Regions from separate parts of the Homo sapiens genome. Here region 2 is linked to region 1. Evidence: chromatin loops called from intact Hi-C (ENCODE). Cell type or tissue: heart right ventricle. All regions are shown on one strand. Each heading gives the region's core, and the rest is flanking DNA. Links, peaks and the distances in the headings are about the cores only.

Region 1 (11,543 bases), core at 4,953-7,452:
CTAAGTACAACCAGTGTTCCTAGGTATAATTAACAAGTCAGCCAACTCCACTGCAAATGCACAGAAGAATTGGTGATGTTAGAAAAGATACTACAGAAAAACAGGGCTTTCTGAAAAACTGGTAGAGTTTATGTGGACGGAAAGAGCAGGGGACCGCCTTCTGGCTAGGAGGTGGGGTGCTGGCCTTAGACAAGACTGTATAATACAACCTTAAAGGACACAGATCAAGCTGTGGCTGCTGACAGCTCATCAGTTCTATAGGCTAGCTACTGAAGAGTCTTTAAAAAGTTTTTAATTTAGTGGTGCTATCGTAAAACCAGTATTTTAAGAACATGATTTAGCAGAACTATTCAAGGTAGTTTAGAGGAGTAAAATATTCATGATGAAAGTCCATACAAAAGGGCTAGGCTATTCCAAGCAATGGAAGTAATTAAGAAAGAACACCGGTGAAATCTTTTTCTTCTTGGTGATATAAAATGTGAGAAGTGGCTGGGCGTGGTAGCTCATGCCTGTAATCCCAGCACTTTGGGAGGCTGGGGCAGGTGGATTACCTGAGGTCTCGACCAGCCTGACCAATATGGTGAAACTCTATCTCTACTAAAAATACAAAAATTAGCCAGGCATGGTGGCTGGCGCCTGTAGTCCCAGCTATTTGGGAGGCTGAGGCAGGAGAATTGCTTGAATCTGGGATGGGGAGGTTATAGTGAGTCGAGATTGTGCCACTGTGCTCCAGCCTGGGCAACAGAGCAAGAGTCTGTCTCAGAAAAAAAAAAAAAATGTGAGAAGTACTTGTCTCTGCTAAGAAATGGGACTAAGTCATGGTGCTGAGGCATGTGGAGTTTAGAATGGTGATGGACCATCTGGACAGCAAAAAGATTAGTGAGTGACTGGTAGAAAGGAAATATGAATTGCAGATACAGGTTTATGTGTCAAATAAATGGAAATGAGTCATGAAGTTAAAAACCACTCATCTGTATTTAATACTAAGAATATGAAAAGGAATGAGGTAGGAGCAGACTGTTGGGTTCTAAATCTTTAGGAAATACTTATAGTTTATAAATTGGAAGCTTGAGAGAAAAATCCAGAAAAAGAAAGAAAAAAGGAAAAATAACAGGCAGGAGAATCTGGACTAAAAAGTGCTTCAGTTATCAAATGAGATCAGTTTCAAGAAATGAAATATAAGGTGGCTTTCAGTAGTTATTACTACAAAAGTTTCGCTTTCTATGATTTTTAAATCATCAATAAAATATTTTAAATTCAGAGGAAGTAAGTATAAAGACTCAAAGTTCTATTTTCAGGTTTGATATCAATCCACATTTTTAACACATTAAGTTGTATTTTCAGTAATACACCACCCCTCTTATATTCTGTGTGTTTATATTTGGCAAACTTATTAGGTTACAGTTGACTTCTAGTCCCATGCTGCTTCTGTTGGGAAATACAAAGCTTTCTAAGGGGAAATCTTGTATCTCCTTTGAATCCTATATTAGCTATGTCTGCTGCAAGTTCATTCTGCACTGCGATAGCATTGAGTTAAAAATGATCTTTTGACAAGACTTTTGTTTATTTAGACACTAAAGTGAACTAGGAGACAGCTTGTAATAGAATGCTGGCTATTACTTTTTTTATAGCATTCTATTACCAAAATACTATGGAAGTGAGGAATTTAGTTGATTTTTTTTTTTTTTTGGCAGATTCCAAGAAGGATTAAAAGCCATGTAGAATGTCTCTCACACTCCCAATTGAAGTAGGAGTGTTATTTGGAAGTGTTTTCCATTTACGGAAAACCAAAAATCCTCTAAATTCAGTCAATGTGTTTAGAACTTTGTTAAGCTTGAAGTTATGATTCTACTATAATCATGTGTCCTTTTTCTCTTTAGGATAATGAAGAAAAGTAACAGAAAAATAACTTTTTTTTTCTTAGAGACTTGATAGAGATTTGTTTTAGGATTTTTAAGATTTTTGGCCAATTTGTTGGTGCAACATAAGAAAAGTGTTCAGGTTGAAGATATTCTGAAATCAAGTTATTCCTGCAGGAATGCAAATCAAATGTTGATTAAAAGTTGTTTGGATCACTGAGAAACAAAAGAAGAACTGAAACAACACATATATAGTAGTCATTGACAAGGAGATATACCTTTTTTATTTTTATTTTTTTTGAGATGAAGTTTAGCTCTTGTTGCCCAGGCTGGAGTGCAATGGCGCAGTCTAAGCTCACTGCAACCTCAGTCTCCCAGGTTCAAGCGGTTCTCCTGCCTCAGCCTCCCAAGTAGCGGGGATTATAGGTGCCTGCCACCACACCCAGCTAATTTTTTTGTATTTTTAGTAAAGATGGGGCTTCACCATGTTGGCCAGGCTGGTCTTGAACTCCTGACCTCAGGTGATCCGCCTGCCTTGGCCTCCCAAAGTGCTGGGACTACAGGCGTGAGCCACCGTGCCCGGCCTGAGATATATCTTAATACATAAATTCTGTATGGGCAAATTAAACCCATCACCTTGCCCCTTATATATCTGCTTCTTCATTTATCTAAGCATCTACACCAGCCTCACTCTTTGTCCTCATGCCCTTCACTACCCATGAGTCAATCTTTGCTGGATGTGTCAATCTACCCCATCCTTGCTGTGCCTTCAATGCAGACATTTTCTCCTATTGCTCTGTCAGAATAAACTTATGAAGGCCAATCCTAGTGGCACCCTAATAGATAAATATGAGCGGTTAAGCAAGAAGACCTGAGAAAATTATTGAGTGGCAAAATTTGATTATTCTGTGAAATCTGCTAAGAGGTAGAGAGAGTATCCCTTCCAACTCATCCTGCATAAAATACTCTTGCATTTAAACCTAGCTCAGATCTCTCTTCTGTGGATTTTCTGGGCCCCTTGAGTCCAAAGTGATGTTTTTCTATTCTGTGATTCCTGACAATTTGTTTGCATCACAACTGAAGGACCTACTATATTTGCCTTGATTGGCACACTTATAATACTCATGAGATGATAAGCTCTGAGGAAAGATCTGGCCCTTTTGATACTTTTTCCCTTCCATGTATAATATTATTTTTATAATCTATTAAGCACTCAATGTATTTTGATGAAATGGAATTGAAGCAACTTCTATATACTCTATCTTTTCATCTGTGAACTATGGTGGGTTCTTTGTTTAAAGTCCCTCTTATCCATAGGATTCTAGAATTCTATGATATGAATCTTCATCATTATTAGTATAGATTGTAAGTATATTTATTTTATTTTATTTTATTTTTTTGAGATGGAGCCTCACTGTGTTGGCTAGGCTGAAGTGCAGTGGCACAACCTCGGTTCACTGCAACCTCCACCTCCTGGGTTCAAGCGATTCTCCTACCTCAGCCTCCCAAGTAGCTGGGACTACAGATGCGCGCCACCAGGCCCAGCTAATTTTTGTATTTTTAGTAGACTTGGGTTTTCACCATATTGGTCAGACTAGTCTTGACCTCCTGACCTCATGATCCACCCGCCTCGGCTTCCCAAAGTGCTGGGATTACAGGCATGAGCCACCACACCCGGCCACCTGTAAGTATATTTCTAACTGGATCGTGTCTACTTCTAAAAGAATGAGTAGGCCAGTCGCGGTGGCTCACGCCTGTAATCCCAGCACTTTGGGAGGCCAAGACGGATGGATCATGAGGTCAGGAGTTCAAGACCAGCCTGACCAACATGGCGAAACCCCGTCTCTACTAAAAATACAAAAATTAGCTGGGCATGGTGGCACGCACCTGTAATCCCAGCTACTCGGGAGGCTGGGGCAGGAGAATCACTTGAACCTGGGAGATGGAGGTTGCAGTGAGCTGAGATCACGGCATTGCACACTCCAGCCTTGGCAACAAGAGTGAAACTCCGTCAAAAAAAAAAAAAAACGGGATGAGTAGGTCCATTCTGTTATATCTGGTCATTTGTGAATTTACTGTCTAACCTCCTCGATTCCTCTGTCTCCTCCATTCTCTCAACTCCTTTGTCTTTCCACCACATTGTCCCTCCAGCTTTGTATCAGCTTTCAGTTTCAGGCCACACTCTCCTCCTTCCTCCTAAGTCAAGGGTTCATGGATGTATCAAAGCCTTATTTGCTTGGCATCATCCTGGTATCACCTTCCTTTGCTCTGTCCCTTTCTCCCTGCTTCCTCCTGGCCCCCTTGTAACCTATAAATTCACTGACCTCACAGAAACTTCTGCATGATGACAAACCCCATTCTATGCTCACCATGTTTTTACCTGATATTCTCTATTATAAAAGTAGAGTAATTTTTAATATTTCTGTGAATAGTTGGGGAAGGCAGGCTTGTGGATTTGATGGGGGCCTTTTCAACCTCAGGGAATTCAACATCTGCTTTTCATAGGGTCCACGTTTTCCAAGGATGAGGTGTTGTGCTAGGCTCCATTAGGAATGGAGATAAAACCTGACACCTGGATCTTATCCTGAAGAAACTTATAATTTAATTGAAGAAAACCTGACATAAACAGAGACAACATTTAAATACAAATAGCCAGCTAGTAGGCATCTGATAAAATGATAAAGGTGAAACAAAAAGAAACAGAGATAGGAAAGTTGTTAACTGCTAACTAACTTTTTAGCTTATGTGTGAAATACATCACTTAAATGTTCTCACCTTCATCTTTTAGTACTTTGAAGAAAGGCTTACATCCAGTTATCTGCTCATGCAATAACCCTCTAAGAACAGTGAAGTGTACAGGTTTTGAAAGCAAGGGTTGTAACTTTGTAGAAGGGTTTTGTTTGTTTGTTTGTTTTTGTTTTTTTGTTCTTTTGGGTTTTTTTTGACGGAGTTTCGCTCTTGTTGCCCAGGCTATAGTGCAGTGGTGGTGCGATCTTGGCCAACTGCAACCTCCACCTGCTGGGTTCAAGTGATTCTCCTGCCTCAGCCTCCCAAGTAGCTGGGATTACAGGCTTGCACCACCATGCCTGGCTAATTTTTTTTTGGAGGGGTGGGGGGCAGAGTTTCACTCTTGTTGCCCAGGCTAGAGTGCAATGGCACAATCTCGGCTCACTGCAACCTCTGCCTCCCAGGTTCAAGTGATTCTCTTGCCTCAGCCTCCCAAGTAGCTGGGATTACAGGCACATACAACCATGCCTGGCTATTTTTTGTATTTTTAGTAGAAATGGGGTTTTACCATGTTTGCCAGGCTGGTCTCGAACTCCTGACCTCAGGTGATTCACCAACCTCGGCCTCCCAAAGTGCTGGGATTACAGGAGTGAGCCACCATGCCTGGCTGTAGAAGGGTCTTCTAATAATTTTTGTTATAGATTCAACAATAACTTGGAACATTACTTAAAAATTAAAATTTCAAGCAGCCAACAAACATGAAATAATGCTCAACATCATGAATCATCAGAGAAATGCAAATTAAAACAACAATGAGATGCCATCTTACACCAGTCAGAATGGCTATTATTAAAAAGTTAAAAACAACAACAACTACAACAACAGATGTTGGAGAGGATGTGGAGAAAAGGGAACACTTATACACTGCTGGTGGGAATGTAAATTTATACAGCCTCCATGGAGAACAGTATGGGAGATTTCTCAAAGAGCAAAATATAGAACTACCATTTGATCCAGCAATCCCACTATTGGGTGTCCACCCAAAAGGAAATAAATGATTAGAACAAAAAGATACCTGCACTCATGTGTTTCTCACAGCACTATCCACAATAGCAAAGTCATGAAATCAACTTCAGTGTCCATGAATGGATGATATTGGATACAGAAAATTTGATATCCATATCTGCAGACATACATCTACATATATACCAGGCATGCTAGTCAGCCATAAAATCTTATTTTTCCTTAATGTGCACAAGACTCATTTCCACTGTCTACCCACAATTCTCTATAAAACAATTAAGGGTTGATTGTTTCTGTCAGTGGGCGGTATCTGGCTCACACTAGCTCAAGAGAGCAGGCTGTTAAATATTCAGGAATATTGCCACCTGATGGTTAAAACTGGTCATAAATAGCTCGAAATAGGCCATAATGGGAGAGTGTACACTCTGGAAATTGATTATGTTCTTCCCCACATAGAGCCTGTTTCCTGGCGCACCATCTAATGGGGATGTCCCGGGGGAGAAGCTAAACATGCACTTTCCTGAAACTTGGAAAAGATGAAGCAGAAGATTATGTCACAGCTGCAAGGGATGTGGGACCAAATGCTGCCCCATGCCATCCAGATGAGCCACCCAGGGGAGCCAGCCAGGTAAGCCACCCAGGGGAGCCACCCAGCAGAGCCAGCAGATGAGCCATAGCAGTACTTCATGTCTTGCCACAACCGCCTAGCATAAAACCAGTCATCCTGAGTCTTTAAGAAAACCTGCTCTTTTCTGTTTCTTGGCTTGTACTATTTCTTTTATTTTAAAGCACACTTTATCCTCCAAACCCTCACCCCCATCCCCGGAAACACACACACACACACACACAAGTCTGTGCACACACTCTGAAGAATCATATGGCCTTTAAATATTGCGTCTCAATTCAGGAAACATTAGGAGGCATTGGAGTTCATTGAGTATTAGCCATATCACACCCACCTTTGACTAGAGAAGCTTTGGTTAGTAGCGACTGAGGATCCCATGGGAATGTCTCCCACCATCCCTGGTTGCTCTCTATGACCTGTAGTGACGTCAACACGAGGGAAGAAAGAAGATGGGTGAGGATATGTGACTGAGCAAATCGCTGAACAAATTAGAAAAGAACATTCACTTTGTTTTCTTTAACACACAGGACTCATATCAGGCCTTATTCCCTGGGGTCAGAGTGAATTTTATAAAAACAATTACCCTTTACACCAAAGTTGTGAATTTGCCGGAATGGTTTGCGATTATTTCCTTAAAGGAACACGGGAAATTTGTAGCAGAATTAAGATCAAGAAGTTCTGAGTCTCTAATCTTTCCTTAAAACATCTCACCAAAATAGAACTTTATGCCTAACATTTGTGGATTCACTGAAGCATATGTAAGAATTATGGGGAGAGGCCGGGCGCGATGACTCACACCTGTAATCCCAACACTTTGGGAGGCTGAGGCGGGCAGATCACGAGGTCAGGAGATCGAGACCATCCTGGCTAACACGGTGAAACCCCATCTCTACTAAAAATACAAAAAATTAGCCGGGTGCGGTGGCGGGCGCCTGTAGTCCCAGCTACTCAGGAGGCTGAGGCAGGAGAATGGCGTGAACCCGGGAAGTGGAGCTTGCAGTGAGCCGAGATCACTGCCACTGTACTCCAGCCTGGGCGACAGTGTGAGAGACTCCATCTAAAAAAAAAAAAAAAAAAAAAAATTATGGGGAGAAGTAGCGCCTGAAATCTGCTGCCCTGGATGATTTCACTGCTGTGATCCTTGTGTCCTGCCTTGAAAAGTACTATTCTCAGTTATTTATCAGAATAATTTAATACCAGATAAGCTAGTTTTAAGTGATTTTGGCAGCAATGAACATAAAGCAAGGTATCTCTGATGATGGAATTTCGGGCACTGCTATGAACTAGAGAGGAAACATTTATTGACTTCAGGGGATTTTCTGTTACTGTAAAACTGCACAGATGGATAGATGGTCATGTAATCTTTTTATATCCCATCTGTATAAGTAAAAGTAAATGACTTATGTGCGTTGCAAGGTCACATAATGACTGATAAAAAGAAACTATTTGGAGAAAATCAGGAGGGGAGAAATTTTAAAGGATAAACTCTCCACTAACACTAGGATAATCACTGAAACACCTCATGCTAAGCGAAGTAATGACTGCTTAAAATCATATATTAAATTATTCACAAATCATCCAAGAAATAATGACTTCATAGGGAGTTTCTGACACCAAAGAAATAAGGATATAATCTATTGAGTAATCCTCAGTAACACACTCCAAAATTGCCTTTTCTGGGGTAGTGTAGTTCTTTTTTTATCCAACCAATATCACAAATCTTGGCACTACAGTATGTCCCCAGCTTGTGAGTTGTTTCTGAAAGCCCATTTATAAAATTAGATGTTTTGAACTTCTAATCAATTTTCCAATAGAAAAAATGTTAAATGGTAGTGAAGTCCTCAGACGGACTCATTAAAAAATAATTAACTCATAAAATGTCGGATGGAAAGAGCAAAATAATAGCACTGGGGAATACTATTAACATCTGGATGAGTGCTCTTAATGTTTTTCTCTGCTACCTTGGGGATCTAGTGAGTTCTGGTCCTTTTATATTTTGACCTAGGAATGAATAAGCCTGAGAAAGATAAATTGCTTACAGTTGCAAAAACTGCTGACCTGACACCACACAGTAGATCTGTCTCTGTAGGCAGAGAAAGATCTTCCTGCCACAGCTTTCAGTCAGAGCTCACGTATCCAATACTTTTCATCGCTCTTATCCTTAACTACCAGTGAAAAAGTAAACTCCAGGAATACATTCTCCTCCACTTTCCTGCTCTAACTTTACCATAGTATTTTCCCCCAACCTCATTCTTCCTCTGCAAACCTTCAGACCAAACCTTTGCCTGCCTGCCCTTCCCACTCTAATCACATTGCTGTACTCGCTCTCACTTTTCCTTACATCTTCCATCTCTTTCTTAGTCCTGGCTGAAATCTCACTCTTCCAAGGAAGCACATTCTTTCCTGCAGCCCCTTCCTATGTAGGTTACTTACTATCCTACTTTCCAAACAATAGAAGCCCAAGAATCAGATGCAAGGATGTCAGTTTTCTTGCTTATATTTACTACTGCTCAGTGGTTTACCAGGAAGCTTGGACAAAATACAAAGAAATAACGAGAACAAATTAAGCAATTCTTTGGAGTTTCTGTCTGGCATAACATAATATTCTTGTCATCTCCTTGCTTCCTGGCATTCCTCCTTTTATGCATCAATTCTTTTGGCTCCTGGCTCAAGGAAGGTTCTCTCCAGCCATGGTGTCACTCCAAGGGCAATTTCTGTCCAAATCCCCTGTCTGTAACCCTTAAATACATCCATATGAATGACTTCTAGCACTCCAGTGTAACAATCCATTCGATGGACTTCACTGCAACCTGTAATTTCTCCACCGCTGATATCTCCAACTTTCATTCTCAACATGTTGCCCTGCCTACAGCTCATTCACTTTCTTATTCCTCAAAAGCCGCTATGCATTTGCTCCAAAACCTGCTAAGACCCAATACAGAGAAAGTAAATAGAGTTCCCAGAAAACCACCCTGTCTGTCCAAACTGTCAGGCTCACTCTCTTTGCTCCGTCCTTGCTAACCTAGCCCTTAGGGTCCATTACTTACTCACTTTCTCCTGATTGACCTGACATTCTGAATTTTTCTGTCCAATATTTCTTACAAAATATAACCCAGCATGAGTTTAGCATTCTTCCTTCTGCTCCTGCACCAAGGCTGCTGTACTGCTCAAGAAATATCATACAGTCATGGAGACTGAAAAATCTTACATTGGGAGTTCTTAGTTGAATTTTGGCAAGCTCCTTTTTGCATTTCTAAATTTCAACTCAATAAAACTATTTTTGATCTATAATTCATCTCATTCTCTGCAGTAGATTTTGCATCCTATGTCACTGAGAAAATTGAGAACATTGAGTAGGAATTTTCTCAATTAACTGCCCTGATCCTATAGGGGAACTTATAAGGCAGTGTGCCTAGGGCTGACAATACATTTAGGAGTCTATTAAAATGTTTTGTTTTTTTTAATCAGAAGGAAAGAAAGAGGAATTTTAGGTTGAAGAACATGTTCTAATATATAATATTTAGTATATTCAGCCGGGTGCGGCAGCTCACGCCTGTAATCCCATCACTTTGGGAGGCCGAGGAGGCGGATCACAAGGTCAGGAGATCGAGACCATCCGGGCTAACACAGTGAAACCCTATCTCTACTAAAAATACAAAAAATTAGCCAGGTGTGGTGGCAGGCACCTGTAGTCCCAGCTACTTGGGAGGCTGAGGCAGGAGAATGGCATGAACCCAGGAGGTGGAGGTTGCAGTGAGCCGAAATTGTGCTACTGCACTCCAGCCTGGGCAACAGAATGAGACTCCATCTCAAATATATATATATAAAATATTTTGTGTATTCACCTATAACCAAATGTGATTATTAACATATGTTAATATGCCCAGCAAGGCAAAATTGCCAAGGCCTATGAAAGTCACAATGCAGCCTAACCTATAAACTCAGCCCCACTTGCTTGTAGCTATGCTGCAGTACTCTGTCTCAGTGCAACTGCTGATAGGAGTGCTTGTCTTCAGCCCCTGCCTGTGCTCTAGGCACGATCTTGCTTTGTCCCTTGGAGGACCTTGTTCTATCAATGACCCCATCTGGTGCCCTGGACTCCAGCTTTCTTGTTTCATTAGTCTTTATCCTTTAGCATATAGAGTTGATTCTCATTATTCACAGTAGTTATGTTCTATAAAGTCACCACAGACAAACAATTAGTGAATCCTGGACCTTTGCTCCCAGGAAGGTACAGGATGAGTTAGTTTCTTGCAAGGTTCTGCTCACATTAGGCCAACTGGTCAATACATAATCTTGGGGTTTTGTGTGTTTCTGTTAAAGATGCATAATTTACAGCCTGGGCAACATAGTGAGACCCTGTCTTTACAAAAAATTAACATGAAAAAATTAGCATGGCATAAGGTGGTGTGGACCCCTAGTCCTAGCTACCCCTAGTCCTAGCTACTTAGGAGGCTGAGGCAGGATGATTACTTGAGCCCAGGAGTTTCAAGGCTGCAGTGAGCTATGATCGTGCATGCCACTGCATTCTAGCCTGGGTGACAGAATGAGACCCTGTCTCTTAAAAAAATACGTAAGCCAGGCTGGGTGCGGTGGCTCACGCCTGTAATCCCAGCACTTTGGGAGGCCAAGGCAGGTGGATCACAAGGTCAGGAGATTGAGACCATCCTGGCTAACACGGCGAAACCCCATCTGTACTAAAAGTACAAAAAATTAGCCAGGCGAGGTGGCACACGCCTGTAATCCCAGCTACTTGGGAGGCTGAGGCAGGAGAATGGCGTGAACCCGGGAGGCAGAGCTTGCAGTGAGCCGAGATCGCACCACTGCACTCCAGCCTGGGCGACAGAGCGAGACTCCGTCTCAAAAAAAATAAAAAATAAAAATAAAAAAATAAGCTAATATATATTGCTTATTCATTAACTTTGAACTCTTGGCCAATAGCAGTATAACTTATGTTTGAATGAAGCTTATCTAGCACATGAATTTTGCCCATAAAGCACATCACAACCTTCTTGTGCTTAGAAACATGGGGCAACACCTCAGCACTACCTTCAGGGGCCATTTCAAACAGTAAAATCACCTACAGGAAGCACAAAAATGCAATAGTGTGGCTTTGCACAGAACTATATATATATATATATATATATATATATATATATATATATATATATATATTTTTTTTTTTTTTTTTTTTTTTTTTTTTTTTTTTTGAGAGGGAGTCTTGCTCTGTCCCCCAGGCTGGAATGCAGTCGCGCCATCTCAGCTCACTGCAAGCTCCACCTCCCTGGTTCACGCCATTCTCCTGCCTA
Region 2 (11,543 bases), core at 3,545-6,044, 850 kb before region 1:
CGTCTTCTACAGGAAACTCACATGGGACAGTCACAGGTGAATGAGTCCAGTGCTGTTCAGTAGATATTTACATGGTACACGGAAATAGTATTAGGGAACATGTGAATGTCCCTAACAGAGCTAAGAAAGGACTTCACAGGAATTTTGAAGAATGATCAGAAGTTTATTTGAGAAGAGGAGCAGAATTCTAGGCACACGAGAAAGCACTGACAAATCACAATGGTAGGAAATTGCCTCTGCCTTTGCTGTTAATGCAACAGCAAGAGTTTTCCTTGGACAGAAATATTTTTATTTGTATTCAATCTGTTGATATAATTCATACCTTTAAATAGGTTACATTTGGAGTCTATAGAGCTCAGTATCTATTACAATCTTTTCAACTTGGAGTAACAGGAAGCCTGAAAAGATATTTACCTTGCATTACCCGAGACCTGAAGGTGGGCTGGCTTCGAAGTTGGCTAATTCTCTGACTCCACAAGTTATCAAGATGGGTTCTTTCCATCTTTTTCTCTGTCAGCCTGATAGGTTGGTTTGTTGCCCTCATGATTACAGAGTGGTTACAGACTGAAGCTCACATCTTCACATGCCAATGTTCAGAGGCACAAAGAGGGACATTCTTCTTCTCGTGCCTCATTTTCAGTGCCAAGAAGGCTTTCCCGGAACTGATTTTCTCTTATTTCTCATGGTTCAGAATTGGGTGACAAGTCACATCACTGAGCCCTGCCTGACCTGACCACGAGGGGTCACTTGGACAGAATCGGGGTTTTGCTAGTAAGGAAGAAGGGTAGGGTCGCCTTGGGTAGGTCACCAAGGGTGTCTGCCCCAAACCCTAGGGACTGTTGCACCACATGACAAGAGGCCCCCATCTCTTTGTGTCTAACTAACTTCTGCTGTCCAAGGTCAGATGCTTTATAGCCTAGTGGTCATTGAAGCAGGTTCATATGCTCTTCGTGTGTTAATTAACAACAAAACTTAAGTCCTTTCTCCTCCTCTTTTCCCCATAACTTCATGCAGGTGGGATCTGCTAATAAGATTCTAGTTATTTATTTCACCAGAACAACTTGCTTTGCTTACAGAACAACTTGCTTTGCTTAAGAGTACTTTCCCGCTTTAAGAAATCCAGTTGCCTGCAGGGCCTCTAGACGAGGCCAGGTTAAAGAATGACTCTGTCTAGCAGAACGAGCTGGGTGGTTTGTATGTTTGCTCATGTCCTTGTCTCCCCACAAACTCCCTGTGGGGTAATTACATGCAGGAACACCTTACTAAACAGCTAGGAAGCATAAGGACTGCCAGAGATGAAAATTTATTTCTCACCTGTATGTTTTCCAGAACCTCAGAGGGTTGAGTAAATAACAGCTTCCAAGAACCTACAGAGAACATAGAATTCAGGGGGACCAGGTGGTGTCTCAGTCTGTGGGTATATCCAGTTCTTTGCAGCTAATGTCCCTAAACAAATCAGTTTCTACAGAACTATGCCCTTTTGAAAGTTCTACAGTTTATTGGTTCTTTATATTTCCTCCAGCAGTATCCATCTTATTTTCTGTACATGATCTTATTTTTGCATCATTCTCTGTTCTCTGGAAGATATTGGAGGTATGTGGAGCCATTTGTTCGAGCGTCATTTCTGTTTTGAACATGGTAATTGTCTTTTTTTGGTAGGTGCTCGTTTGGGAAGCTCCTGGCTTACTAAGTCTTCCCTACAAGCTTTTGGTAGAATGTGATTGCTGGACTTGTTACTACAGGATTTTCTACCAGGGGATTCCCCTATGCTACCCAAGCTGAACCAGATTCACCTTCCTGGCTATATATTTATTTTCAAGATGGAGTCTCACTCTGTCACCCAGGCTGGAGTGCAGTGGCATGATGTTGGCTCACTGCAACCTCCGCCTCCAGGATTCAAATGATTCTCCTGCCTCAGCCTCCCGAGTAGCTGGGATTACAGGCACCCACCACCAGGCCCAGCTAATTTTTGTATTTTTAGTAGAGATGGGGTTTTGCCATGTTGTCCAGCTCGTTTAAAACTCCTGACCTCAGGTGATTTGCCCACCTCAGCCTCCCAAAGTGCTGATATTACAGGCGTGAGCCACCGTGCCCAGCCTTACAATTACACTCCTGCTTTCACCCTCATTCGAGAGTCTCTGCCTTAGCAAGCAACATTGCTCATGGTGAAGGATATTTTCCTTGATTAAGTTGGTGATAGGATGTCCTGCTACCTTGGGGGCTAAAAAGGAAGGATTCATATTTTTACTTGTTGGTCTATCACGCTGCTGATTATTAATCATTTCCTTCCTTCCTTCCTTCTTTCTCTCCCTCCCTCCCTCCCTCCCTCCCTTCCTCCTTCCTTCCTTCCTTCCTTCCTTCCTTCCTTCCTTCCTTCCTTCCTTCCTTCCTTTCAAGAGATAGGTCTTCAGGGTCTTGCTCTGTTGCCCAGGCTGGAGTGCAGTGGTGTGATCATAGCTCACTGCAGCTTCAAACTTTGGGCTCAGAGATCCTCCCACTTCAGCTTTATGAGTAGCTGGGACTACAGGTGCATGCCACCACACCTGGGTAATTAAAATTTATTTTTATTTATTTTAAATTTTTTTTAGAGACAGAGTCTCACTACATTGCCCAGGTTCTTCTTGAACTCCCAGCCTCAAGTGATCCGCCTGCCTTGGCCTCTTAAAGTGCTGGGATTACAGGCGTGAGCTACTGCACCCGGCTTCATTATGTTTTCCACTGTGATCCATGTGGTCTCTGGATTCCTATTCAGAAAAAGATGTCTATCTGTATATGTGCTGTGGCATTGTCTCTTAATTTTGTTAACTTCTTGGTCTTGTCCTCCAATCTGAAAATAAAAGGACAGAAAACTTCACCTGATGTTTTACCTGTCAAAAATCTGAAAGGATTCATTTTCTATTAGGATTCTACTGGAGTTTGGTTGTCTTGTGGTAATCAAATACCCAAGGTTTCTGCTGGAAGGTAATCTATTGGAATTGTACATCCTGATTTTTTTTTATTAGAGTAAAAATGTAGGTATAACTAAACCGAGTGAATCCTAACCTATAATTCATAATTGCAGACTGGTGAATATCACCCTTGTTCCTAAATCTCCCAAGTCAGCAATAAAAACTGTACTTAGAAAAAATGAAGTTTGGAATATATGCTAATGGTAACTATAGGGAATAGTTGCTTTGCTTAAGAATAAGAGTGACCAGAATGAGGATGGAAAGTAGTTTGATCTGCGTTATATTGTTAATGTATTGGAGGATGGCAAGAGAGGAGACTGGATGAGTGGAGGTGGCATAGAATAATGATCTCAGCTGCCATGGATGACAGCAGGTCTTTTATGCGCTAGGCTCTGGGCTGGCCCCCTGCTCCCTTTTCTTTTCTTTTTCTTTTTCTTTCTTTTTAAATAATGTAGGATGTTTCAGCAACAAATAACAGTTAATCCAACTCAAACTGGCTCATGCAGGATGGAAATTGTCATCTTACAAAACAAATTGTCATCTTACAAAAGTAGGGCAGTTTTCCAGGTTGATAGATACAGATTTTCAAAAACGTCATCAAGGATTCAGGTTCCTTCTGTTTCTCTGCCCTGTCCCCCTCAGGGGTTTTACCCATGGTGACCTCAAAGTCAAAAGATGGTGGCAGGATTTTGGCCTCTTCCCAGCAGTCTCCTGGCAGCTTTCATTGGTAGAATCAGTTTGAATTCTCATCCCTAAACTAATCATGGGCAGGAAGAATGGGATGACCACAATGGGCTTAAGTCAGGTTACCCTATGCTTGGAGCTGGGAATTAGTTCATCTTTCTCTGAAGTACCTAACCATGTGGAGGAGGGTGAATACCTGAATAAAATTAAGGGTTATAAGAAATAAAAAAGGGGCCAGTTGTGGTGGCTCACCCTTGTGGTCCTAGTGCTTTGGGAGGCTTGAAGCAGGAGGAGCGCTTGAGGCCAGGAGTTTGGGACCAGCCTGGGCAACATAATGAGACTCTCTCTCTGCAAAAAGTAAAAATAATTATCCAGGTATGGTGGTGTATGTCTGTAGTCCCAGTTACTCAGGAGGCTGAGGCCGGAGGATCCCTTGGGTTCAGGAGTTTAAGGCTACAGTGAGTTGTGATTGTGCCACTGCACTCCAGCCTGGGCAACAGAGCAATACCCTATCAGAAATAAAGAAATAAATAAACAAATAAAAGAAAAAAAGAAAAGAAGGGAAGTGGAGGTGGATTTGGGTAGACAATAACAATCTGCCCCATGACTGTATCACTTTATCTACCTTGATCTCTGTTTCCATCTCTATGTATTTACAATGTCTAAGCCTTATGACAGGTATGCAAGATAGGTTTTTTGTATTTTGCTTTGTTTTTCAGACGGAGTTTTGCTCTTGTTGCCCAAGCCGGAGTGCAATGGGGCAATCTCGGCTCACCACAACCTCCGCCTCCTGGGTTCAAGCAATTCTTCTGCCTCAGCCTCCCGAGTAGCTGGGATTACAGGCATGTGCCACGACGCCCGACTAATTTTGTATTTTTAGTAGAGACGGGGTTGCTCCATGTTGGTCAGGCTGGTCTTGAACTTCTGACCTCAGGTGATCTGCCCACCTTGGCCTCCCAAAGTGCTGGGATTACAGGTGTGAGCCACTGCGCCTGGCCAAGATAGGTTTTAAGGGTTATGTTTTACAGATGAAGCTAATTCCATGGCCACTTATTATATCACAGTTTTTAAACATTGTGGAAAAGTGGAACTCTCTTTTCCAAACAAAATCTTGCAAAAAACTATAACTTATAAACACATAAAATATCTATGTTTAAGTTCTGATTATAAATAGCTTTATAAACTCAAAAGTTTGCTTAATATTGATCTGGTTGAAAATGTTTAACTGATTGTAGTATTCCATTGTAAGAATAAGCCACACTTTATATAATCTACTCTACTACTAATGAATAGTGTGATCACTTCCACATTTTCATGAGTACACTTAGTGTTGAATATTTTTTATTATATACCTATGTAGACATGTTCAGGAGTTTCTTTTCTTTTTTTTTTTTTTTTTTTTGAGACAGAGTCTTACTCTGTCGCCCAAGCAATTCTTCTACCTCAGCCTCCCGAGTAGCTGGGATTACAGGCATGCACTGCCACACCTGACTAATTTTCTCTATTTTTAATAGAGATGGGGTTTCACCATGTTGGCCAGGCTGGTCTCAAACTCCTAACCTCAGGTGATCCACCTGCCTCGGCCTCCCAAAGTGCTGGGATTATAGGCGTGAGCCACCGCGCCCAGCCCAGGAGTTTCTTGAAAGTAAATATAGATTGGTGCAAACGTAATTGCAGTATTTCTATGTCCACAGAAAATGTGTAGGGGTTTCTGATTTGTCACACCTTCACAAACACTTAGGAGATTAGACTCTCTCTCCCAATCTGATGAGTTATGAAGGAAGTGCATTGTTTTCATCTGTGTTTCTAATTACTAATAACAATAAACACATTTTTATATGATTTTTGACCAGTTATCTTTTATATCAGTTACCTCTTCTTATCCTTTGTCCATTTTTTTTTTCTCCTTTTGCTTCTTTTGTTTCGATTTGGGAAGGTCCTAAAAATATCTTGGATATTCATCCATTTGCTTTGGAAATGTCTTCTCGGCCAGGCGCGGTAGCTCATTCCTGTAATCCCAGCACTTTGGGAGGCAGAGGCAGGTGGATCACCTGAGGTCAGGAGTTCAAGACCAGCCTGGCCAACATGTTGAAACCTTGTCTCTACTAAAAATACAAAAATTAGTCAGGCATGGTGGCGGCGCAGACCTGTAGTCCCAGCTACTCGGGAGTTTGAGGCAGGAGAATCACTTGAACCCAGGAGGCAAAGGTTGCAGTGAGCCGAGAATTCAACACTGTATTCCAACCTAGATGACAGAGCAAGACTGTCTCAAAATAAATAAATAAATAAATAAAAATAAAAAAATAAAAAAGGAAATGTCTTCTTTAAGTCTGTGACTTATCTTTTGATTTTATTATATCATTAGTAAAAATCTTTAAATTATTAATCTCAAATTTATCAATCTTTTCCTTTATGGGTTTTTTTGGTCTTGTTTATGAAATTATCTCCCAATGTGTTATAATTTTGCATTTTTTTTCTAAAATTTTGAGGCCTTCCTTGTCATATTTAGGTTTTATTCAATATGGCATTTATTTTTGTCATTCATGTGAAATAGGTATCTCATTTTATTTTTTCCCATATTTGTTGCCAATAAAGATAGCAACACAGCTTTGAATAGTCCATTGTTTCTCTTCATTTGTTATGTCACCTCCAGCATATACCCAGATCTTACATGTAGCTATATTTGTTCCCAGGTTCCATTCAGTTACATTGATTTATTTACTATTTCTGAACTAATACTACATATTTTAATGCTAAGGTTTCATAAGTCTTAGTTTCTGGTAGGTTAGGACACCTTGATCTTCCTCTTCCTCCAAGCATAACTATCTCGGTTATTCTTATTCATTTCCCCTCCAGAAATTTCAGGACCACTTTGTCACAAGGTCTGTGCCATCCCTCTTGTATGTATGGTTTTGTTTCCTCATTATTCCTCATTTGTACTATTTGAGTATTTCTCTTAAGTTATCTTGCTGGAAGTTTGTCCATTTTATTATTCTTTTCAAGAAATATGTTTTTGGTTTTATTGAATCTTTGCAATTTTTATAATTTCTTTTTTGAACCATGAATTATTTAGAAGTATTTTTAAATCCTAATTTTTTTGGTCACATTTTGGTCAGAGAACATGTTCTATATGATGTAGATGTTTTTTGAGACTTTTTTGGTGGCTTAGTCCATTATGAATTTTGTAAATGTTCTATGTGTGATTGAAAAAAATGTGACTTTTCTAACTACTGTTTGTTCTATATGTGGCCATTGAATCAATTATTGAGAAACATAAGTTAAAATTCCTTACTAAAATTGTGGACTTCTAGGTTCTTTCCAGTAAATCTACCCTTTGTTGTTGTTGTTTTGAGGCTATGTTGCTAGGTGCATAAAGGTTCAAAATTGTTCTATCTTCCTGGTGAATTGTCCTTTTCATTATAAAGCAATAACCCTTTTTATCCCTAATAATTCCTCCCTTTTACCACTTAAAATGATTTTTTTTGGTAGTTATATGTTTATATTAAGTTTTGCTGTTGTGATTGTTAATATTTTTCAGATATTTCCCCCACTTTTTTACTTTTAATTTTTGTTGTTCTTGTTTTGTTTTGTTTTTAGAGATGGGGTCTTGCTTTGGTACACAGGCTAGAGTGCAGTGATCATGACCATAGCTCACTACAGCCTCAAACTCTTGGGCTCTAGCAATCATCTCTCCTCAGCCTCCCAAAGAGCTGGGACTACAGGCATGCACCGAAGCTTTATTTTCAAAATATAATTTGTAAGTATCTGTATTTTATTGGGGAAGTCTAGTTTCTTTACATTGATTATGATTACCTTATATTGTATTTCATCAAATCTAAGATATCATTGATTTTAAGATGCAGCATCATTTTAGGTATCACTAAGAATGAACATAATGTGTAATTAAACAGTGACATAACACTTACTTTGAACTTTTTAAAAAGGATCTTTTAGAATTAATTAGAAACTTTTAAAAATCATATGGTGGTCTTATGCATACACATAAGTGAAATAAATTAACAAAGTAATTACTAAGAACTGTTAAATTTGGAGTCTAACTCTTCTGAATTTGTTTTTGACTCAAGGTCACCAATGCTTGTGCTTTTCCAGGCTCTCGCACTTTCTGTACTATCAATAATTGGGAAGGCAGCATTTCTCAAAAGAATTGAAAGCCATTAGAATTGACTCTTAAGCTGGCTTTGAAATTATGTAGAACAACCCTCTTTTTGAGTTCAGCTTTGGGAATGTTGTTAAACCTGTTTGATTCATTGCTTTCTCCCTCCTTCCCCACTACTGCTTGGTGCTTAAGAATTAAAATACTGCTTAGCTATTGTTTCCAGGATTTTCTTCTGAGATGCCAACACCCGTTATACAGGTGCTGATGCTGGTGCTTTTGATGTTCGTGTGTACATTGTCCCTGACATCCATGCCACAAGCGCTGCGTGGCTAACAGCAATTTTGATATGCCATCAATTGAAATATACATTCCGATTTCAGAAATGTTAAAATGTGAACAAATGTACACCTCAGAATTGATGAAATATTGTGATACTTTACATATAAAAATATAAAAGGTATTTTTATGCTTTCTTCTGCTCTCCCTTGGACAGACCTTTTTTCTGTACTATTTCTCTTTCCTTTCCTGCCTTTCAGTAGATTGATCAGTTTTCTTTAGTCTCCTTTACTGGACCGGAAGTTACTCATTTTATTTTTATTCTTTTTTCAGTGACCTTTAAATTTTTAACATCCATATTTGACTTGGCAAGTCTAATCAATATCTCTATTGGCCTCTTTAATAATTCACCAAATTGATTGCTTTGACTCTACTCCCTTCTCATCTTATATATTTTTGTTTCCTGATATCATAGTTTCAACTTGTTTTTAATCATCCAAGCTGGTCATCATTATTATTATTGTTCTGATTTTTTTATGATCAGTACTTACTCAGATTTACCCATATGTCTAATAATGTTCTTTCTTAAGTTTACTTTGTATATTTCACTTCATTCTTCTGAGTTCACTTTCCTTCTTCCTGAGATTCATCTTTTAGCCTGAAAATGTCTGTACGATGCCCTCACTCTTAAATGATAGCTTCAATGGATATAGAATTCTTGCAGGAGGGGAGCCGGGGGAGGCTACATGGTTTCTGATACTAGGTGTGTAGCATAGATCAGGTTCTAAACCTTCCCATGTCCTTGGTTTTAAAATAAGCTCATTATTGTTGTCCCCTGATCAGGTTAGGAGGCAGGGATTTTCTCATTCTCTGTTCACTGAGATCGAAGCCTTTCCATGGTTCTGCTTAATTCCACATGTCAGTCCCACTTGACAAGTGTAATGGGCCCACTTCCTTGCCTTCCATCACTGTTCAACCCTCTGCCTTTAGGCCCCTCTTTCTTGCTTGCTGTTGGGGATTTCTCTTTCCATCTTCTGAGTTCAGGTTTGCATTAAATTTTTATCTTGTATTTTTAGGTGTTTTGGGGCAGGAATGTTTCTGCATTATCAGCCCAGTCTGTCTCTATGGGACCCTCTAAGAACACTGCATTTATTTTGCTTTTCTCAATTTATATTTAAAACAGTTAAGACTACCTTAAGAAGTGATTTTTTTTTTCTTTTTTTGAGACAGAGTCTCACTCTGTCACCCAGGCTGGAGTGCAGTGTCGCGATTTCAGCTCACTGCAACCTCTGCCTTCCGGGTTCAAGTAGCTCTCCTGGCTCAGCCTCCCCAGTAGTTGGGATTACTGGTGTGCACCACTACGCCTGGCTAATTTTTGTATTTTTAGTAGAGACGAGGTTTCACCATGTTGGCCAGGCTGGTCTTGAAGTCCTGATCTCAGGTGATCCACCTGCCTTGGCCTCCCAAAGTGCTGGGATTACAGGCATGAGCCACAGCACCTGGCCAAAAAGTGAAATTTCTGTGTTTATTTTTTTCCATTTTCTGGTTTCATGAAACCTTGGCTTTCTGCAAAATATGGTTTTTTAGCCACTGTTTTATTGTATGGCTTTGATATCCATAGTTAAGTGACTGCTCAGCATGAGACCTTAGACCTAGAGTGAATGGAGCAAACTCTAGATGGCAGTCTCCTGGTGAGGTTTGCCAGCCTTTGGCGGATCCATACCTGAGGTATCAGATGTTACCTGCATGGTAGGCACTGGGTGGTCACCCCCTAGGGTAGCTGATATGCCTGCCAATGCACTTCTCCAAGCTGCTCATTTGTGGATTCAGAAAGCTAGAGAAGAAAAGGTGGTGGGGAAGAGCAGATAGTCAGTCATTCTGTAGAAAGAAGAGAGAACATCTTTTTGCATGCTTATTGGCTGGTTGCATTTCTTTTTCTTTTCACATTAGAGGGAATTACCTGATAATTTTTTTATACTGTGATACTGAGGAAATAACTCTCACAGCCTGCTGGTATGAGTATAAAATGGTATAGCCAATTTGACTCTATCTGTCTTAATCAGTTGGCTTCTGTTGTGTAAAAGGCCACTCCAAAACCTAGTAGTTTAGAGACAATAAATTCTTATTATTTCCTACACTTTTGGGAGTTGGCTGGGCAGTTCTTCTGGTCTTTGCTAGCGTAACTGAAGCTAGGTCATATAGGATGGCTTCATTCACCTGTCTGGGAGCATTGGCAGGCCGGTTGGTTTGGGTGGGTCTCAGCTGGGACACCTTGGCTCTGCTCCATGTGGGTTCTCACCATCCAGTAGGCCAGCCCAGGCTTCTGCACACAGAAGCCATTGTCATCTCTCATATTCTGTTTTTTTTGTTTTGTTTTGTTTTGTTTTTTAATGTCTGTGTTAGAGGGTCTCTTGCAGATGTGACATTGTATATTAGATATATACAAGAATGTTTATTTCAGTGTTTTTGTTTGTTCATTTGTTTTACAATACAAGAAAATTGGAAACTATGTGATATGGTTTGGCTCTGTGTCCCCATCCAAATGTCATCTCAAATTGTAATCCCCACATGTCGGGAGAGTGGGCTGGTGGGAGGTGATTGGATCATGGGGGATTTCCCTCATGGTGTTCTCGTGATAGTGAGCGAGTTCTCAGAGGGTCTGATGGTTTAAAAGTGATGAAAGTGATAAAAGGGTCTGATGGTTTAAAAGCTGTTCTTATGACAGTGAGTGAGTTCTCACAGGGTCTGATGGTGTGGCAGTTCCCCTGTCGCTCTCTCTGTCTCTCCTGCTGCCTTGTGAAGACGTGCTTGCTTCCCCTTTCTGCCATGATTGTAAGTTTCCTGAAGCCTCACAGTCATGCTTCCTGTAAAGCCTATGGAACTGTGAGCCAATTAGACTTCTTTTCTTCATAAATTACCCAGTCTCAGGTAGTTCTTTATCACAGGGTAAAAATGAACTAAGACACTATGTGATGTACATTAATTGGATAGAGGTAACAAAAAAATAGTGTGCTATTGAATACTACAAGGCAGTTAAAGAGACTGAAGATTCATGTATATGGTCCCAAAAAGACACATTTTAAACAAAAAAAGCACCAATTGCTGAACTGCACACACCTTATACCTCCCAATACACATGGGAAAACTAAATTCCTACAGATACGTGTAAATTATGTCATGCATATGCAAAACAAAATGTTCAGAAATATACACACCAGATTGATAACAATAGTTACCTTTGTAGAAAGGGTGAGACTAAGTGATGGTTAATAGGAAATTTTGTTTCAATTTTTGGGATATCATTTGTATTTTTTATAAAAATGAGTGCATTTATAAATTGTTTATTTCAAAATGAATGACATTTAATTTTAAACTTACAAAAAGGAAGAATTTGGTATGATTCTCATGCACTTGGTTCCTTGCCTCTGACTCACTGTGTTTGTGGCATTGGATTTATGCATTGAGACCGTCTCTCCTCTGCTTCTTCCTCACAGTCACATGTGCTGCTTAGTTGGAGT

The links. Hi-C counts contacts between places; a loop is a spot of excess contacts. Peaks named below come from ENCODE experiments on the same cell type or tissue, not always from the same donor. Only the 100,000 strongest peaks of a DNase experiment are listed, where the experiment ranks them.
Region 2: it touches region 1 in a loop (3-fold over the local background); 16 of 110 quality-filtered maps call a loop at or near these places.

What each region holds. Positions count from the first base shown.
Region 1 is chr10:36,498,991-36,510,533 of GRCh38, forward strand. No RefSeq gene overlaps it. Among named protein-coding and RNA genes, the nearest start is that of LINC02630, 610 kb to the left of the region's middle. In heart right ventricle, for the core only: a CTCF peak has its summit at 5,966 (motif pointing left); no DNase peak of the experiment used is centred there.
Region 2 is chr10:35,649,925-35,661,467 of GRCh38, forward strand. LOC124902411 (a long non-coding RNA gene) reads left to right here and starts at 7,229. Exons shown (of 2, transcript XR_007062114.1): 1 at 7,229-7,389; 2 at 8,008-11,543. In heart right ventricle, for the core only: no CTCF peak of the experiment used is centred there; no DNase peak of the experiment used is centred there.